2 separate regions of the Homo sapiens genome follow, and region 2 is linked to region 1. The links are chromatin loops, found by intact Hi-C in ENCODE. Cell type or tissue: IMR-90. All regions are shown on one strand.

Region 1 (8,000 bases):
GGTATGCTGACTCCAGAGGCCACTGTTCTTACCTGCCTCACTGCATCCTAACTGAAGGGTTTCCTTGCAGTGGCACTGATTGAAACATCGGATGAAATGAAATGCTCAATGGAAATCAATCGGCAGCAAAGGGCTTGATTCTCCATTGTATACTTTGCCATTCTTTTAGCAGCCTCTGTTTGTGCCATCTGTGCTCTGTGTTCCAAGCATAGGACTGGGTGACACTGGCATTAGAGTCAGAAAAGCCACATTATATATTTTTTCATGCACCTAATCCATGGCTGCCCACTGTCCCTGAATTTGCCATCCACAGTCCTGCTTTTTTGTCTTTGCCTGTGTTCATCCTTCTGCCTCGAATGTGCTCTGCCCACATCTTAATTTGGAGAACGCCTTCTCCTCCTATAAGGGTCACCCACTCTGTGTAGTCTTCTCTGATTTTCCAGGTTTCCCAGAGTTGTTCCATCCTCTGTGATTCCTCAGATTTTGCACTTTCTGGTAGGCACACAGTGCTCCATGGTAACACGTGTCCTCTTTCTCCATGACCTTTCAACCATGTGTGACTTGAGGGCAGAAACTGAGTCTTCTTCAACTTTGAATCTGCAGTGCCAAGGAGAGGACAGGTTCATGGTAGAGGCTCAATAAGCCTGAACTGATCAACTAAATAAATGAAAGCCCTTTTCCTGAAAGGGTTTCTGTGATTCTATGTGATATTTTTCTCCAGAACATGTGGTTTTCAGGCCAGAGCATGGCTTTCCCACTACTTCCCTTGTAAACAACTCTATAAGAGTTTGGCTTCCTGGAATTTTGCCTGCATTTTCCTTATAATTACATCCCAATTGTTTCCTATTTGTTTGACACCTCTTAATTCCCTGGCTTCTTCCTTGTCTAAAAGTTGCCGGCTGTACTCTGATTGCTGGGCTGTTCTAGTCTGGATTGACCTCCTCTCATCAGACAGGCCCTGTGGGCAGAAATTTCTGTTTGGGGGCAGTTTCCTGAAATTTCAGCCTAGGCCAGATCATGGGCTTTGGGCTTTATCACTTATTTGGTAAATGAACGTGCTATTTCACTTTGCTAAACTTCCATTTCCTCACCTGTAGAATGGGATCACTTCTATCTTCTTCCGTAGGATGTTTTGAGGATTTAATAAGTTGTAAATATGCAAAATACTAGCACATACTAGGCACTTAATAAATGCTCTAGTCTCTTTCCCTATGCAGACAGGATCTGCTTTTTCCTGTAATGCACTGCATTATCCATAAAACAGGGAAAAGAATACTTACTGTGCACAGTTATGAGAAATAAAGTCCATAGAATGATTTTAATTATTGTGGACACATCCCCACCTAGCACCCTCCTTTGACACCATGTTATTAAGCAGAAACTTACAAATAGATAAGTTATTTTTCTGTGGCTCAAACCACACTGCCCTGCACCTATTTGTTACACAAAAGCATGCTTGATGAACAAGTGCTATGAGAACAAGTATGGAAGAAGACTGATGAGCTCTCCTTGGGTAAGTGGGCAGGGCAGACTTCAGGAGACCAGGACTCACAGGGACAGAAGGGTGGGGAAGGTACAAAGCAGCCCTCCCTCCTCAGACCTCCAGACTGAGAGACAAGGCAGGGCTAAGAGTAAGGACTCGGAACACAGCCCTGCCTGAGGAAAGTAAATGTAAGACAATAAAAAGAAGGCTTTGAGAGAGAAAACCAAGGCTAAGTCCTGGAAGCGCCATTCACTAGCTGATCAACCTTGGGCAAATTTATGAGCCCCTTTCCTCACCTGTAAAATGGGTTGGATAATCCCAGCTTGTACCGTATAAGAGTTTTGCATCAAAATTACACAAGATAATGTACGTGGGCACAGTTTAAACTACAACATTGTGTGCCATTGGGAGGGAGTCTCTTAATAATCTTTTAGTCTGTTTTTAATCTTCAAGCCTGTAGGTCACCTGCCAACACACTTTGCCAAGAATTCCTTAAGATACCATCTGAAATGCTTCACCTAAATCCAAAATTCTAGGAGGCTTTCGTAAGAAGATTGGCAACCAGAGAATTCTCCAGTGCTTGTCCAGGAGAGTCTTATCTTAAACCACCTTTGCTGTTCCCTACAAAATGTTGACCATGTAAGGACAGAAGGGGAAGGAATACAGTCCATCATTCAGTATCCAGGGAGGATTGGTTCCAGGAACCACCCACAGATACCAAAATCCACAGATGTTCAAACCCCTTATATCAAATGGCATAGTGTTTGCATAGAATCTATGCACATCCTCCTGTATACTTTAAATCATCTCTAGATTACTTATAATACCTAGTTAAGTGTAAATGTTATGTAAATGGTTGTTATTCACTATTAGTTGTTTATTTGTATTTTCTTGTTATATTGTTTTTTTGTTTTTTTCCAAATATTTTTTATTTGTTGTTGGTTGACTCCTCAGACAAGAAACCCATGGACATGTAATTAAGCATCTGTAATTAATGCAATTAATTACATGACTGTAATTAATGCAATTAATTACATGACTGTAATTAATGCAATTAATTACATGACTGTAATTAATGCAATTAATTACATGACTGTAATTAATGCAATTAATTACATGACTGTAATTAATGCAATTAATTACATGACTGTAATTAATATGGTACATAATTATTCTCTTTATCATAAATTATCACTTCAAATACTAATATTGTCAAATTATTATCATTCTCTTTGCCATAAAAGCTAATCTTTTGTATTTTTAATTTGGATGTGGGATCTTGACAGGTGGGGTCATGCATAAATGAAATTGTATTTGAACATCCACACATGTTGCATACAGAACCTTGGACCCGTGCCCAGGCAATTCTTTCATGTGCTGCCATCCAAGAGGAGGTCTCATTTGAAAACTAACAACTGATATTCCTTCACCATCCAAGTGTAAACAGAACTCTGATCCAAGAACTTGCTATTGTGCATCTCTGGTGGGCATTAGCCCATGTTGAAAAATTCATCATGACTGGTGGTCACAGTGTTAGAAAAAAAATTATTATTTTTCTGTCCTCAAACCCTCAAAATAAGAGTAGGCATTCCATAAATGAAATCAATAAGTATGTGAAGCGCACTTTACAAATTTTTCTCTGATTCTCATAATGCCACCACAAAGTAGTTATTATTGTACCCATTTTACAGGTGAGAATGGTTGTAGGGTTGTCTTGAAGTAACTTTGGGCATCAATAGTGACAGAACCGAGAATGGGCTAGATGTTTATCATCACAACTCAGCAAATATTGTTTCAGTGTCAACCATGTAAAAAGTCACTTTAAGGCCAGGCGTGGTGGCTCACACCTGTAATCCCAGCACTTTGGGAGGCCAAAGCGGGCAGATCACTTGGGCCCAGGAGTTCCAGACCAGGCTGGGCAACATGGCAAAACCCCATCTCTACTAAAAATACAAAAATTAGCCAGGTATGGTGGTGCACCTGCAATCCCAGCTACTTGGGAGACTGAGGCACGAGCATTGCTTGAACCCAGGTGGTGGAGGCTGCAGTGAGCCGAGATTATGCCACTCCAGCCTGGGCAACAGAGGAGGACTCTGTATTCAAAAAAACAAAGTCTCTTTATTAAGATTGAAGATATGAGGATGAAACAAAACAAGTTTAGTCATTGCACTTGTGGAACTCACAGCTTGGAGGTGAAAACAGGTTCATCAGATTTACAATCACTTCTTTGTTGTGTAAGGGAGAGAGGTAACATAGTGCAAAAGGAGTTGACCTGGGTTGAGGTGGGGAAGAGAAGTAGGGTAGTCACAGCACAGCGGGAGTAAAATAGGGTCAGGGGAGTTTAGAGGGTAGAACTTTGCAGGCAGAGAGAGCAGAGAGGAGCAATTCAGGGCATAGGAGAGAGTAAAGGAGAAGCAGCAGGAGGGGTGGATCATGAGGGTGGGGAGCTGGGCAGAGCTGTCCAAGGGCTCCACCTCCATCCTGACACCTCCAAAGGGCCTCTTCAAGGTCTTCTCTGGGGACAGACATGCACAGATTAATGTGCCCCAACTTGCTTCTTACCCGCATTTATCCTCCTCACTGCAGCCTCAGTGGACATAATGCAATTCATTGCAAGGTGGTCCATGGTCCAAGTCAGGGATGTTGGTGCCCAGGTGTGGGCTGTGACGGTGGAGATGGGGAAGAGTGGATGAATTCAGGGATCCTGAGGAGGCAGCAGGACTCTGAAGCCACAGAAAAGCCCCAGCCTACTGCTGCCAGGGCACTGATGGGGGATGTTACGGAGATGAGGAATGAAGAGCAGGAGAAGGGCAAGGGGGAGTCCCAAGCCAGGGTGTCGGCCTGAATTACATTGTTTGCCAATGTGTACTTTTTTCTTTTCTTGTTCTTTCCTTTTATTTTTTCAATCATATGCATATGATACAAACTATTATCTTTTAAAAGTTTATACAGGATTGTAACCCTGTTTTATATATGGGAAAAGGCTGACTCCCTGTGGGTTTTCTGTATTTTCATATTGACATAATTCAAACAATGTGATGAATCAACTCTCTGTAATTTCTGAAGCTGGACTCAGAGAAGCTGAGTTTTATGGAAACTTTATTGAGCTGTGCCCTGGGGCTGGGTGGCAATCCTTGGGGAAAAGGGTATTTGGGGGTAGGATTTACACACTGTTCACTGTGTTCCGGAGCATTCTTCCCTCCAGAAATTAACATGAATGTTGTATGGCATATGAGGAAAACTTAGGGGTTAAGTGACTTGCTTATGGACACCCAGCTGGTAGGTGGTAGAATCTGCTAACTCCAAGTCCAGGGCTCCTTCCCTGAAGGTGTGCCCCTCCCAGGAACAGATGACACAAACCCGGCTCTGAGGAAGGAGGAGGCTTCTGGGGTATTTTTCCTGTCTCTCCAGCTTTTCCAGGCTGTTTATTTAACCTGAGTGGGTCTCTTCACTGCGCCTGAGCATCCCCTTTCCCAGGCACATTAAGGAGCAAGCAGGGGCTGCTCCCCTTGGAATCCATTTTCTCTTCTGATAAAGACCTTCCCAAGTTGGCAGACAGAGCATCAGGCTTCTAGCCCTGACTCCAGGGCCAGTGTTCTTCTCCCACTCCCCACAGCTTCAGTGAGATAATTCAACTGATGAACAAAGGAATCATGTGTTCAACCTAAGAGTCTCTTCCAAATCTAAGCAGATAAGAGGGAATATTCAAATCTTAGACTCTCAAAGGCAGCTAGGGGATTTGATCTTCCTTTTCTGGAATAGGTCGGCATTACTATCCATTTTACACATGAAGAAAAAGAGATTTGGGAAATGTGAGTAATTTGCCTGGGATATTTAGTAACATGGTCAGGATTTGAACCCAAGTTTCAGCTGTAAGAGTCCCCAGCACAGTCTTCAGCAATAGTAGGTGTTCAAGATGTTTGTTCCCTTGCATGCTTCCAACTCTCTGCTGATCCTGCCCCTTCTCTGGAAAGTAGACACCTATCGGCATTTTTCCAGAGTGAAAGCAGCTGTTCCCTGGGTACCTGTGCCTTTGTCTCAAAGTTGTGCCATAAGTATACCTCTAAGGAATTAACAAGCCCGCATATGGTATAGGGTAGATGGGAGGCTGCACTAAGGTGGCATAAAAGATTTTTAATAGAGCTTTACAGGAGTGAACCCTCTGGCCAGGCAGGGTAGGGAGTGAGGCAGAGGATTGGGGTGGAAAGATGAGCAGATCTGACAGGTGGACAGTCAGCTCTGATGGAGAAAGAGGAGCTAAGAAAAAGCCACAGCCTCCACGGGAGAGTGCTGAGCTCAGATCCTGGTGCTGGGACTCACCATGTGACCCAGGGCAAGTTCCTTCCCTCATGAAACTTACCTATGCATTAACGAATCTGCATGTAAGAAAATGTTCTAAAAGCAGACATGAGAAAGGGAAGAGGGAGGAGGAGAGGAAGAATGGATTGGTTCAATCAGTGCAGGTTCACAGTGAGGCCAGAAGATCATCCCCACTCCATACCTCCTCCCACCCTGTACCCTGTGAGCAGATAGCAAACAGGCATCCCCTTGCCCCCACACTGACCATGCACACTCAATAGTTGTGCATAGGCTGTTCTTGCTAACAGGAAAGGTTTTTGTTCTCTTCTCTGCCTGGAAAACTCATAATCCATTTTTCAGGTCTCAGGTCATGTCACCTCCTCCATGAAGTCTTCCTTGACTCCTCTCTCACCTCCACCCACCCTCAGACACTCATACCTTTGAGTTTTTACAGCATTGTATATACTCCAAGGACAGCATTTATTACCTTGTTATTATTGTAGTAGTACTATTACTAGTGGCATAAAGTACTATTTAAGGAACACTTTTTGGGGGGGGCCAGACATAGTGTTATGGTCTTTTTACAAATTATGTATCATTTAAATTTCATCACTATGCCATAAATTAGGTATTTTCTTCTCAACTTTAAAAGTAAGGAAACTAAGGCTCCAAGAGGTTGGTGGTTTTACTACTGTGTAACTCAAGCAAGGGACAATGCCTGTATTTAGGGCCAGGTCTGATTCCTTTATAATTCCCTACTGTTGTTCAGCCTGAACAAAGAAGTAATAATAGGTGATAAATGAAATGATGAATGAATGTCACCATGGAGTGAGGGAGGCTTAAATGTGAAGCATGGCTTTAAACAATCATTTTATTTTGCTGTGACCATCCCAGAACATCCTCACCTAGGTATAAAAGTAGACCTTAAGGATCATGTAAGTTAACCATAGGGAAAGATCTAGAGGAGCATGGGCTGACCTGGGGCACAGAGCTGCCTTTGGCACCTGTCCAGATGTATTTCCTAGCTTCTGGTGGGCAACCCTCTTCAAACCTCTACTTCCCAGAGCTCTGTGTTAGAGACTGGCCCGATTTTCTTCCCTGCAACAGAAACCTTTCTGTGTCTGTCCTTAGAGACAGAAGGCACACCAAACCTCTGTATTTCTTGGTTGTGCTCTCCCAATTAAGCAAAGAAGCCAACCGAAGACTCCCTGAGACAAACTAATTGCATCTTAACAGGCTCTGTGCCTGCCAGCTTTGGCCCAGATTCAGATTTTATAGGCCACTTCGCCCCACACCCAGGGTTTATGATGGAAATACTGACAAAGCTTCACTGATAAGGCAGCAGAGGACCCAGGAGACCAGAAAACCTAGTAATTTTCCAGAGTCTAAACCCAGCCTCTACTCCAGGGGCCCCTCACGAGGCAGGATTCTGAAGTGTCAGCCAAGAGGACCCTGGCACAGGGCTGTTTGTTTCCACTCCAATGCACTCCAGAAATTTGGTAGGATACCTTGCTGGGATTTTTAATGGCAAGTTTCTCCTTCGGCATCACCTGGTATCCAATTAGTTTTCCCATTCTTTGGGCTGCTCAATCATCCCTTCATTTGTTCAATCATTCCTCAAATTCTGAACTCCTCTGCCAGGCTGTGCTGGACACTAAAAAGAAGTACTACTTGGGTGATTAATTTTAAAGGCTACTCTATTAAGGTCACTCCACTCAGCCAGGTATTCATTGAATGACTTCTCAAGGATCACAGTTCCCATCAAGCCTGCCATGTGGACTTTGTGCAGTTTGTGCACTGCACAACTCTAGGGGATGCCATTCACCTAGACTAGGATCACATCAAGTACCCTCTATAGAGAATACAGAAGAATAAAAACAAAACAGAAAATGAAAATACCATATATTCAGTCTATTATAGAAGGAAGAACGTTCAAAATAAACAAAGCTGCTGAGTCACTTAGCAATTCCCTAGCTCCTAGAAAAATTTATAATTTGTCTCCAAAAGAGAAAAACAAATCAGACATATCATTCCCTTGTTTAAAACAGGGCTTCTCAACCTTGGCACTGTTGATACTTTCGGCCAGATCATTCCTTTGTTGTAGGAGGCTGTCCTGTGCAATGGAGAATGTATAGCAATGCTCTTGGCCTCTACCCACAAGATACCAGTAGCAACTTCCCCCTCACCATTGTGACAACCAAAAATGTCTCCAGATGTT
Region 2 (8,000 bases), 340 kb before region 1:
ACAGAAAGCAGAATACAAAGGAGAAAGGAGAAAATATCCAACTAGGTACACACTACTTTCTGATATTACAAGTCTCACAAAGTTAAGTAAAATTTTCAAGCATATATTTTGATCCTCTTCAAGATAACCGTATGAATGGACTGCAAATAATGCTTTAAAAAGCTCATCTGCTTTTTCTGCAACCTGCTTTTCCAATTGTCTTACCTTTAATATACATTGTATCTGATGTTTTTTATATCCCATGGAAATTAGTTTCAAAGAATCCTATAACCCACCTGCCTGAATGTTTGACATGCTCAAATTTTGACACTTCTCATCCCCAAGTGTTGTATTCAGCAAAAGCGAAGACTTGACTTTGATACCATGAAGTTCTCTCCTATGCTTTTGTTCTCCACTGTTTTCATCATATACAAAGGATTTTCTTATCTCTTCCCTCTATGGCTCTACTTTCCATGATGTCTTCTACATTGTTTGCCAAAGCCTGCTTCACACCTGACATGCCTGCTTTATCTCATAAAGACTTAGCACAATACATATCATGGTACATGTTGGCATGTGGTGGGTTGGAGATGGCTTTAGTACTGTAGGATCAGCCTGAGTCGGCATGTTCCCCCAGTATAGCTCATGCCAGTTAGTTAAGCACATGTAATAGGAGTCACATGGGAATCCTGAACCTCTGAAATCTACATTGGTGACTGTCTTTGCGCAGGGCAAGGCAAGAGTGGAGGAACAAAAACCAATCAACCCTAAAGCTGTCTGGCAGCAATTCTTATAACAAATGAAAAGGTGATATCATTTACATATAAACCACTACTTGAATTTTGAGGTACCTGGTAAAACTAAGAATGCTTTCCTCCCCAAGTTATGTTGTAAAATTAGATCACATGTTGCAAACTAAGATTTTGGTTCCTTCACCCTTTCTCCCTCAATACAGGACATCAACTAACAGTGACCCAAGCCTTGTGTTTTCAGAGTGGAGGTGGCTATGTCTTATTCTAGAATTCTATGGACCATTGAAAGAAAAATAACTTGCTGTAGGTAAATATTGCTCAGAATCAGCTAAGAGCTCTCACTTAGTCCTGTAGTTCTGATACCTTGATCTGTTAAGGTTAATAACTGGGAAATACCCAAAATCCAATCTAGAATCACTTCCAACTTATATATAACCACAATAAGTCCTGACAGAAGTTGAGACTGGCTATGCAGAACTGGAAAACAGCACACTTCTGTCAGAGGGAAGCTTCTTTTGCCTATGGTAGTTCAGAAGGGCTACTTTTATCCAGTCTCCTGTTCCTTGGGGCCTATCTTGAAATGACTCTTTTCAACCAGGTTTAAAGCTAGTATTGCCACATGACTCTGATTTTACTTTCTGTGGGAGCCAATACAACATTGGTTGGGTTAAAGCATCTTTCGGGTCTTCACTGGGGTTGATAAAGTTCAGAGGTAGAATGCTCAGTCGGGACCTCCAAGAAAACACATGAAGAAATTTGAAAATTCTTTCACCAGCTCTGAAGTTTGGTTTATAAATCTGCACTAGACCCTAGACGGAGTTAGTACAAAATGTTTCTTAGGTTAACAGCTATGAATGGTAAAGGCGGAAGGTGTAGGATTAGGCAGGGAAAGCATGTGGATGTCTATGTAGGTTTGGCACCTACTGAAGGAGCTGCAGGCAGCCCAACAAGAAGCTCCAGCAGAAAGATTGCTCACAGAAGAATATTTGAGTGGAAATGGCCAGGCCCTGATTTCCAGGCCGTGCTCAGTTATTGGATAGGAGCTTCTGGGAGGAGCATGGCCTCAGTTGGAACACTGCAGCAGATCAGAGCTTGCAGCTAGGGGTCAGCTCTGTCTTGAGGGGAGCTCTGAGGAGTGTACCACCGTGGCTGCCACATGAGCAGCCAACAGCTGAATTATGGAGGACATGCCACGATCATTCTGATGCTGGTTTGTTAATAACTGAGTGTGTTAAATTGAGCAAAGCAACCAGATGACATGATTTCTTCGCACAGGTCTAGAATGACCAAAGAAACTTCTAAACTGAATGTGGAGTTTATCCCCAACAAAGCCAACCTGAGGGAGGAGGACCAGTTAGTCAAAAATTCTGTTCATGTTATCCTTCATTGGATTGAAAGAGCCAAGCTTTTATAAAGTCCTTGGCTTAGGCTATAGAAGCAGGCTGATTCTGAAAGAGTTTGACCTCAGGTGGAACAGTTCTCTGAAGCTGAGTTGGACCCTAAAAGGAGCTGACAGCTGAAGTCTGTCTTCTACCCTCTCTAGCTGGAAGAAAGTTTCCTCGAGGGAGGGGATCTGGACAGTGCATTTTTGTGTCTGGTACAGCCAGTTTCTTATCTGTAGGTAAGACCGAGTTACTCTGTTCTTTGGGGCTGCTTAGAGAAAGATATCCTAGGCATCCTACCAATGGCCCAGAATAATACAACCTACATCCATCCCGAGCCTGATGGCATCCAGGGAAAGTCAGTGCTAAGGCCTTATAGTAGTTAGGCTTCAACTACACAAGAAGGCAGCCATAACTTGGCAAAAGTGTACCCTGTAGTATTGTGACTGACTAGTATAAGCGGTTGTCTACCGTGAGTAGTGATGTTAAAAGGAGAATGCCCAAAGCTGGAATATTATACCCAAAGCTGGGTATTAGAAATCGTTAGAGTATCAGCCCTCAAGTTTGGGTGCGTGGGATATAGACTCTTGGCGTGTATATAAAGGATGACTGAATATGTGGGTGTGTTTAGCTACAGATAATGAAGCTGCTCAGAGTATAGTTATTGGGGGGATATACTGAGGCTTCAGCCTCCTCAGGACTAAATGCTTTACTCTCCATTGAAAATGCCATTAGGAGCCAGTCAATTCATATGGTCTAACAATAATTGAATGTGACCGTCTGGAATACTTAGAATCTTTCAGAAATGTCACCTGCATAGACCTTTCCCAGGCTGCCTTCTGCCTTCTCATGTCTCTCAATTGTATGCTTGACCTACTTTTCATTCTAGAGTATCACTCAGTTAAAAACTAAAGTGACACTTGGCTATGATAAACCTCTTATAAGTCATGGCCACTGAAAAGTTTGCCTTGCAATCAATAGTTCTGATTTCAGTAAAAAGTTTGAGGTTGAACCATGATCCTCGTATTAGAAGGATGTGTGTGTTTAGAATTGCAAGTGGTAACAACCAGAAAAGATAAAATTTGTCATTAAGTCTCCTAATCCTCTTTGACAATTTGTAGATCAGTGAACAGGTACTAGCCAAGCCCTATACAGTATTCAAATATTTTCTGCCCATTATAGGCTCTTTTCTACATGCCATATTTTTTCTAATTGCCAGGTCCTGTTGTATAAGAAGAAGATAACCAACTAATGGGGCCTACTATACTTCAGACTCCATTGTAGGCTCTGGTGATACTTGATGAATGCAAGAGAAATATTCTTGCTATCAAGAAACTTATTCCAATGTAGCATGAATGTAAGCAAATTCACTAGTCTATGTGAAAACGATCATACTATAAAAAGGGACCAAAATAAAGGGGTCAGGTGTGCCCAGGGTACAAGGATATAATTCTTAGGGTAGTCAGGGTTGAAATCACCAAAAGTGAGTCAGTAAAAATTTAGAGGTTAAGGAGTAAGCAGATAGCTAACAGGAGGAGGCAGCCATGAGCCAGATTCTGCTGGGAACTTCCTCAGGGGCATGTGGAGCAACTCTACCAAATTCCCAAAAGATGAGAGGCAAGAGGACTTAGACATCAGTTTGTCTCCTATTAGCTGAGATTTGTCTCCACCTGTTAACTTTCAATGTAGTATATAAACAAAATTTTCAGGAGTTTGGAATTGGTTTTTCTGACTCAAGCTTTCAAATTTCTTTACTAGACAAATAAATGCCTGTCATCCTTCCATTTGAGAAATTTAGCCACCTTGAGGCTGGTGCCTAAAGGGAACATGCTGGTTGATTATTCCTTTGACTATTTACTCCTCAGTTAGATAATCCTTCAGATCTGACTTCTAAGGCAGACTAGCAAACAGATGCTTTTCTACTTCAACTTAAGTGTAATAAGCATGCAGAAAAGGATGCAAATACTCAGTTGACTGAATTATCAAGTGCTGCTTCTCTTTTCTGCAGCGACTTTTGGAGGCCTCTGATCTTTTGAGACAGAGACAAGCCTCCTACTTCCCCACTTTGACTCTGTACCTTTCCCTTCAGCTCATCCAGTCTGTTTTGCTTTACCTGGCTAGAGCAGCTGTCAGTACCTAAATTATGGCTTTCCATCATATCTCTGAACTAGAGAGATCCCCACACTCTGCACAAAAGTACTAGAGGAACTTCTTCCCTGTTCTGACTTGGTGATCTATGTCCATGCCAAGAATTAAGGGTTTGTGGGGATCACATCATCCTGGGTATTAGCACACTTTGATAGCTGACTGTGTGCTTCCCCACCCCCCCCACACCCCGTTCCATCCCTCACTTTAAGTCCAGGTATTTCCTTAAGACAGAAGCTTCTAAGTCTCAAGTTTCCATTTTACTACTTAAGTTTTACTCCTTGAGTTTATTGTCATTATGGCATAAGGTTGTATTCACTTTCTGATACCAGCCAATTAAGCAAGAACCAATTTTTAAATAAGAATCTTTCTACCCGAAACAGACAGAAGCCCACTGGGGCAGCCAGGCTTCACACTTGACATGACAGTGCTTCATTTGAGTATGAAAATGTGAGAAGAGCCATAGTTTCTCTGGGCCTGCTAGAGTCCAGCCTGAGTGTTGAACCTGCCTCAGCCCCTGCCTAGGGTGGAGTGAGGTGGGTCACACCAAGTCAGGCTGAGGACAAGCTGAGGCAGTTGGTGCTGAAATATGATGGCAGTGGTCAGTCTCTTTTTGAGCAGGGTACTGGAGGACACGGAAGGCAGGAGGTCTAAGAATCTGGGAGGCATGTGAATTCCTACCATATAATCACCAAAAGGGTTTTACATCAAGCTAATAAAGGTATCATATCCTCATATATTCCTGAAGTAGTATAGAAATTCATCTGATACACACAGGTTCCTTTTGGTCATAAACCTTATAATTAGTGAGTACTAAATTCTCTCTAATATTATAGAATCGAAGCTAAAAGTAATTCTAAGGGTCACGGCAATTCCAGGCTTTTAGTGTAAAACCTGAGCAGGGCATATACCAATGTTTGAAGAAACCTAGATTTGTGGGCCAACTGAACAGACACCAATGCTTACCTGCACAAAAGGTGACTGAGTCAAGACTTGGTGAATATGTATATCTTCACTCAAATCCAGATAGAGCATGAGATCAGCTAGGTGATCTTGGAATCATTTCTTGCTGGGTCTGGTAGAGAAAAAGACAAGCCCTCAAATGTGCTTTTCATTCTATAGTCGTACCTGGCAGGAACCTGGAAGAGAAACCTGCCTCCTGGAGGCCATCTCTCCTGTCTTCATCTGCAACTGCCAGCATAGAAGATTGTACTCTAGGAATCACCAGCATGGGCACCAAAGGACAAACTCCTACATATTTAACTCTGCTACTCTTAGCTTACCAATGTGTGTCAGTCTAGGTCTTTCTGAAAAGACACCAAAATAGAATTGGACATATTAGAAAATGGCCCTTAAATGATAAGGTAGTAGAAGGTGGGAGAGCCTTCAGAATGGTCATGAAGGTTTATACCTATTAGGAAGAGTGGGAGAAGGCAGAAGCATTGAGTAGAAAGAACCTCTAACTGAGCTACAGCTCAATCTCACACAGGCCACTGTGGAGCCCTACAGCAGAATTCTGTATGGGGCAGGCCTAAGACTTAGACTGGGAGCAACCTGGGAAGAATATGGCCTTGACATGAACATGGAAGTAGATCCTGAAGGTATGGAAGCTAGAGGCCATCTACACACCTCCATGGGTGACACAATCAGTATTGAAATGGATATGGCCAGGCGCGGTGGCTCATGCCTCTAATCCCAGCACTTTGGGAGGCTGAAGTGGGCTGATCACCTGAGGTCAGGAGTTCAAGACAACCCTGGCCAACATGGTGAAACCCTGTCTTTGCTAAAAATATAAAAATTAGCTGGGCATGATGGTGGCTGCCTGTAATCCCAGCTACTCGGGAGGCTGAGGTGGGAGAATCGCTTGAACCCAGGAGGCTGAGGTTGCAGTGAGCCGAGACTGTGCCACTGCACTCCAGCCTGGGTGACAGAGCAAGACTCTGTCTCCCAAAAAAAAAAAAAAAAGAATAGATAATTGTTTGCTTGGTTTTAAACCAAGAAAAAAACAAATAGGTTTCATTTCAGGGACCAATGGTAGATGCCACTTAGAACAACATTGGGATCTCAATATATTATTCTATGAATCAAGACTGTTGGGTTGAATTATCAACGCACATTCTCAGAGAAATTCAGGATCAGTGCTTTCCAAATCCATGATTTGCTTTGCCTGTTCTGGAGACTTTCTTTCTCAAGCTGTGTCCCTCAAATTAATGAAGAGAATTAGACTTGCAAAGCAGTTTCAACTCTTATCTAAACACTGTTATTAGGCAATCACTTAGATTTTATGTTGACTCTTTCTTGCCATATCTTAGAACTGGCTATACAAATTTCATGTAGAAACGTAAATTTTAACATTTTAACTGTATAGCACAGTAGCAGAATATACAAAGAATATTAGTACTCATGCTTAGTTTTCACTGAATTTTATACTGGCCAAATCTGATAATTTGAATGTGATGTTCTTTATCTTTTTTTTTTTTTTTTTTGAGATAGAGTCTCACTCTGTCACCCAGGCTGGAGTGCAGTGGCGCAATCTTGGCTCACTGTGTTCTTTATCTTAATGTATGTTATACTTACACATAATGTATGTTATGTATTCAAAAAATCCAAATTCTCTTTACAATAGACATTGTGTATGCATCTATTTAACATGGTTAGGTAATATGGTATACCTGATAAGTTATCTTCATTTAGGCCCATTCTAATTATAACATCTGACTGAATGGCACTTAATACCTATAAGCACATCAGTGTGACTGCTGGAAATTCATAGTATTAAGGATAATATCCACACTGATAAGGCCATTTATAGGTAATACATTCAATGTGTTAGCAATTTTTGAAGAATTTATCAATTACATGAACTCAATTTTTCCACTTCTGAAAATTTAGATTTGGCAGAATATAGGGTTGTCACTATACATGACATTGGAGAAGGGCCAAACCTTTCTAGAGTTAGCAGATACGTTTTATATTCTGGTCTCCCTGCAGATTATAAGCATCTATATTGAAGAAATGAAGTTGTTTTGACTCATTTCTGAGCATTCCAAAATATCCAGGGTGGCTTTAAGTAAAAGGAAGACCTTGACTTAGGCTCAAGTTCCATAGTTTCTTGTCTTGTCCCTTTAGCAGCAAAGTTCTATTCTGGATAGAGGGACATGTACTAGCTCCATTCAAATCCAGGCTGTTGGATAGCTGGAATTTTGGCAAGCTGCAATACACCCTAAGTAATTTAGACGTATAGGGTCTTAAGAGATCATGGAACCTTAGTGGTAGCAGACCACAATTCTAATACAGTCATATTAGCCTACGGAATAAAAGATTATAGTGAAGAAGACCAAATAGAATATTCCAAAGCTCACCCTCTAATGGTTAAGACAGAAAATAAAATATTTATGCCCTGAAAAGAAATGACATTACTGTCAAAATTAAATTCCACTATTTCATCACATCTCCACTAAATCAGTCTGACCACTACAAAAGTCAGGATCCTGGAAAGATCCAGGAGAAATGAAGTGGACACTATAATCTTGAAGTATATGAGGTATCTGCTATACAGGTTTATACAGCCTCAGGGATACATTAGCATACACGTATAGTCCCAGGGCGATCTCCACTACTATATCTGCAGTCAAAATGTTGTCTGAAGGGACCTGGTATACCTGGACACCGCAGAATATCACATTAGTTATCTATATCAATGATATCATATAATTGGCCCAGATAAACAAGCAGTAAATCT

What was found. Hi-C counts contacts between places; a loop is a spot of excess contacts. Peaks named below come from ENCODE experiments on the same cell type or tissue, not always from the same donor. Only the 100,000 strongest peaks of a DNase experiment are listed, where the experiment ranks them.
Region 2: a loop joins it to region 1, with 2.2 times the contacts of the local background. A loop is called at or near these places in 3 of 110 quality-filtered maps.

The regions. Positions count from the first base shown.
Region 1 is chr1:55,503,691-55,511,690 of GRCh38, reverse strand. No RefSeq gene overlaps it. Among named protein-coding and RNA genes, the nearest start is that of MIR4422, 280 kb to the right of the region's middle. RefSeq lists an enhancer at 3,349-3,518. In IMR-90, CTCF peaks have their summits at 4,480 and 7,592; DNase peaks (open chromatin) are centred at 4,500 and 7,820; H3K27ac peaks cover 3,803 bases.
Region 2 is chr1:55,844,762-55,852,761 of GRCh38, reverse strand. All of the region lies in intron 1 of LOC105378740 (a long non-coding RNA gene), which reads left to right. Among named protein-coding and RNA genes, the nearest start is that of LINC01753, 96 kb to the left of the region's middle. In IMR-90, a CTCF peak has its summit at 3,649; a DNase peak (open chromatin) is centred at 3,681; H3K27ac peaks cover 153 bases.